Regions from separate parts of the Homo sapiens genome. Here region 2 is linked to region 1. A link is a loop called in an ENCODE intact Hi-C map of the cell type or tissue named here. Cell type or tissue: ascending aorta. All regions are shown on one strand.

Evidence for each region. Hi-C counts contacts between places; a loop is a spot of excess contacts. Peaks named below come from ENCODE experiments on the same cell type or tissue, not always from the same donor. Only the 100,000 strongest peaks of a DNase experiment are listed, where the experiment ranks them.
Region 2: a loop joins it to region 1, with 2.9 times the contacts of the local background. A loop is called at or near these places in 1 of 110 quality-filtered maps.

What each region holds. Positions count from the first base shown.
Region 1 is chr4:98,939,018-98,941,517 of GRCh38, forward strand. No RefSeq gene overlaps it. Among named protein-coding and RNA genes, the nearest start is that of EIF4E, 11 kb to the left of the region's middle. In ascending aorta, a CTCF peak has its summit at 996 (motif pointing right); no DNase peak of the experiment used is centred here; H3K27ac peaks cover 1,250 bases.
Region 2 is chr4:99,293,717-99,296,216 of GRCh38, forward strand. All of the region lies in intron 7 of LOC100507053 (a long non-coding RNA gene), which reads left to right. Among named protein-coding and RNA genes, the nearest start is that of ADH1A, 4.0 kb to the left of the region's middle. In ascending aorta, no CTCF peak of the experiment used is centred here; no DNase peak of the experiment used is centred here.

The DNA.
Region 1 (2,500 bases):
TCTCTCCAATGATGGTCACTCTTTCATCCTCCACATCCAGTAAATCAGCAAGGTTTAGCAATTATTATTATTATTATTTTTCAAGACGGAGTCTCCCTCTGTTGCCCAGGCTGGAGTGCAGTGGCTCAATCTTGGCTCACTGCAACCTCCGCCTCTTGGGTTAAAGTGGTTATTGTGCCTCAGCCTCCCTAATAGCTAGGACTACAGGCGCGCCCCACCATGCCGGCTAATTTTTGTATTTTTATTAGAGACAGGGTTTCACCATGTTGCCCAGGATGGTCTTGAACTCCTGACCTCGAATGATCCACCTGCTTCAGCCTCCCAAAGTGCTGGGATTACAGATGTGAGCCACCATGCCTGGCCATATTTTTATGTTCTCAAGTATTCCCTCTCCTCTTCATTCTCACTGTCTTAGTGTAGTGGACATCTATATATCTATAGTTCAGCTTTCTTTTTGTAATACTTGCAATTCTGATCTTTTGGGGACCTATTCCTTCTCACTCTAACCATGTGGTTCTACTGGGACTTGCCTCATGGTTCCCCTTACACCATTATTGGAGGCACATGACCTGGGTGGAAAATTAGAAGGAGTCATAACTGAAAGGGTGAATGCAGACACTTCACTTTATACAAGTCAAGGTTATCGTAGTGGTCATGGTGGATGACTTCTCAACAAGAGTCTCTCACAATGATTAGTCTAAGTCAGAAGTCACCATACTGTGGACATTTAGGGTCAGATAATTCTTAGTTGTGGAAGTTGTTTTATGTATTGTGAGATGTTTAGCAGTATCCCTGGCTTCTATCCTTTAGATGCCAGTGCACCCTTTCTCTAAGGTGTGACAACTAAAAATACTCCAGATATTGCCAAGTGACTCCTAGACAGTGAAATCATCTCAGGTTGAGAACTACTGGCCTAAACTATTTGTGGCAATCCTATTGCTTATTTCATTGGTCTCCAAAAACAGGCCAATGTAAGGTGTAAAAGTTTTGTCCACTAGAGGGCTTCTGGGAAGGTTTCCACAATCCTGAGAAAGTCGACTGGAATTAAGAGCATTTTCTTGAGAGAAGTTGTTTTTATGTGAATACTTAAACTGGCTGCAGTCAACATGGAGGGGGAAATGGAGAAATAAGGAATGTAAAGTAGGAGATAGAATAAATTTTACTCCTTAACTGTTGAGCCGATGACTTCTCTGCATGAGCCTAAAACAATCTTATCTCTGTACTACCACTTATTTTTGAGTATATATGTATGTACTAAAAAAAAAAAAAAAACAGCTCAAATGGGAGTGTACTGTACATGCTTTGTGTTACTTCTTTTTACATATTTGTAGGTGATGCTTTCATATAAGTATATAGAAAGCTGCCTAATTCTTTTCATTGACTGCAAATTATTTCATTTCATAGATAAGGAATAATTCATCTAACCAGTATCTTGGAGTCTTTTATGTGTGTTTTTTTTTAAAAAAAAAACAAAAACAAAAACATTTTTTCTAATGCAAAGAATGGTTCCATAACTTTCCATTATACACAAGTCATTGGAATAGACTTGAGAAGAGGAATTATTAAGACGGACGCCATGGCTCATGCCTGTAATCCTGACACTTTAGGAGCCCGAGGAAGTGGATCACTTGAGCTCAGGAGTTTGAGACCAGCCTGGCCTACGTGGTGAAACCCCGTCTCTACTAAAAACACAAGAAAATTAGCTGGGCGTGATGGCACACACCTGTAATCCCAGCTACTCAGGAGGCTGAGGCAGGAGAATCACTTGAACCCAGGAGGAGGAGATTGCAGTGAGCCAAGATCATGCCACTGCACTCCAGCCTGGGTGACAGAGTGAGACTCTGTCTCAAAAAAAAAAAAAAAGACAAATTATTAGGTGTGCATGTGTGATTTTCATAGATATTATAAAATATCCTGGGAAGAGATTGAATTAACATTCTCATTATCAACATATGGTAGCCTCATACTCTGATTAATAAATTATCAAACTTTGAGACGTAGTCTCGCTCTGCCACCCAGGCTGCAGTGCAGTGGCGCGATTTCGGCTCACTGCAACCTTCACCTCCCGGGTTCAAGCGATTCTCCTGTCTCAGCCTCCCAAGTAGCTGGGATTATAGGCATGGGCCGCCATGCCCGGCTAATTTTTGTATTTTTAGTAGAGATGGGGTTTCACTATGTTGGCCAGGCTGGTTTCCAACTGACCTCAGGCGATCTGCCTGCCTCAGCCTCCCAAAGTGCTGAGATTACAGGCTTGAGCCGCTGCACCCAGCCAGTTATCAAACTTTTTGTGCTTTGGTAATTTCATGAAATACTATATGCAATGTAATTTCAGTTTATATAATAAAACTTGTCAGAATGAAAATGGAATCATTTGTGTAAAACCCTGGCAAATGGAAGGCCTTGAAAGGAGGGTTGTCACGCATGTATGCCTAATAACAAGAACTATCACAAAAGATAGCAAAAAACATGACCTTACACAGAGGCTACTTCAACCTCATAC
Region 2 (2,500 bases), 350 kb after region 1:
TGTGACACGGCAGAGACAGCTGTAATCCCACTGGGAACATAACTCCATTGGCCTGGGAACTACACCCTCATCTCCCAAATCAGCCACAGCAAGCCCTGACCAAGGAGAGTCTAAGCTCAGACATGTCTAGCCCTGCCCCTAGTTGATGGTCTTTCTCTACCCAGCCTGGTAGCTGAAGAAAAGGACATAATCTATTGGGGGTGCTATGGTCCTGCCCACGACCTGATCCTCCCTAGACTACCGTAGCTGAGGTGCTCTTGAAATCGTCACCTCCTGGCTGGAGGCCAACGAACACAAAACCAGCACGCTTAACAAAAATACATCCAAGGACCCTCACAGAATCCACTCCACTCTCCTGCTACCTCCACTGGAGAAGGTGCTGGTATCCATGGCCAAGAAACCTGAAGATGGATCACATCACAGGACTCTGAATACACTCCCCAGTACCAGTCCAAAGCCAGGTAGCTCCACTGGGTTGCTAGATCTAGAAGAGAAAAAGCAATAACTACAGTTCAGCTCTCAGGAAGCTCCATCTCTTGGGAAAAGGGGAGAGCACCACATCAAGGGAGCATCCTATAGGACAAAAGAATTTGAACAGCAGCCCTTGAGTCCTAGATCTTCCCTCTGATGTAATCTACCTAAATGAGAAGAAACCAGAAAAACAATTCTGGTAATATGACAAAATAAGATTCTTCAACACCCCCAAAAGATCCCGCTAGATTACCAGCCGTGGATCCAAACCAAGATGAAATCTCTGAATTGCCATAAAAAGAAATCAGAAGGTTGATTATCAAACCAATCAAGGAGGCACCAGAGAAAGGTGAAGTCCAACTTATAGTAATCAAAAAAACAATACAGGGTGTGAATGAGAAAATATCTAGTGAAATAGATAACATAAGAGAAAAACAATCAAAACTTCTGAAAACGAAGGACAGAGAGAATTGCAAAATGCATTGGAAAGTCTCAGCAATAGAGTCAAACAAGTAGAAAAAAGAACTTCTAAAAAACAAGGCTTTTAAATTAACACAATTAAACAAATACAAAGAAAAAAGAATATTTAAAAAAGGACAAAGCCTGCATGAAATTTGTGATTATGTTAAATGACCAAACCTCAGAATAATTGGTGTTACTGGAGAAGAAGAGAAATCTAAAAGTTGCAAAACATATTTGAGGGAATAAACAAGAGAAACGTCCCTGGCCTTGCTAGAGACCTAGATATCCAAATATCAGAAGCTCAAAGAACACCTGAGAAATTCATCACAAAAAGATCACCGCCTAGGCACATAGTCATCAGGTTATCTAAAGTCAAGACAAAGGGAAGAATCGTAAGAGCCGTGAGGCAAAAGCATCAAGTAACCTATGAAGGAAAACCTGTCAGATTAACAGCAGATTTCTCAGCAGAAACCCTACAAGCTAGAAGGGATTGGGGTCCTTTCTTTAGTCTCCTTAAACAAAACAATTACCAGCCAAGAATTTTGTGTCCAGCAAAACTAAGCTTCATAAATGAAGGAAAGTTACAGTCTTTTTCAGACAAATGCTGAGAGAATTCATCATTATTAAGCCAGCACTAAAAGAACTGCTAAAAGGAGCTCCAAATCTTGAAACAAATCCTGGAAACACATTAAAACAGAACCTCTTTAAAGCATAAATCTTACAGGACCTATACAACAACAACACAATGAAAAAAAAAACAAAGTATACAGGCAACAATGGCACGATGAATAGAATTGCGCCTCACATCTGAATACTAACGTTGAATGTAAATGGCCTAAATACTCCACTTAAAATATATAGAATGGCAGAATGGATAAGAATTCACCAACAAAGTACCTACTGTCTTCAAGAGACTCACCTGACACATAAGGACTCACATAAACTTAAGGTAAAGGGGTGGAAAAAGATATTCCATGCAAATGAAAACCAAAAGCAAGCAAGAGTAGCTATTCTTATATCAGACAAAACAAACTTGAAAGCAACAGAAGTTAAAAAAGACAAGGAGGTACATTATATAATGATAAAAGAAAGAACTATTTCAACAGGAAAATATCACAATCCTAAATATATAAGCACCTAACGCTGGAGGTCCCAAATTTACAAAACAATTACTACTAGACCTAAGAAATGAGATAGACAGCAATACAACAATAGTAGGAGACTTCAATACTCCACTGACAGCACTAGACAGGTCATCAAGACAGAAAGTCAACAAAGAACCAATGGATTTAAACTACAGCCTACAACAAATGGACTTACTGGATATTTATAGAACATTCTACCCAACAACTGCAGAATATACATTCTGTTCATCAGCACATGGAACATTCTCTAAGGTAGACCATACGATAGGTGAAAAAACAAGTCTCAATAAATTTAAGAAAATTGAAATTATGGCAAGTACTCTCTCAGACCACAGTGGAATAAAATTTGAAATAAACTCCAAAAGGAACCCTCAAAACCACGCAAATACATGAAAATTAAATTATCTGCTCCTGAATGGTCA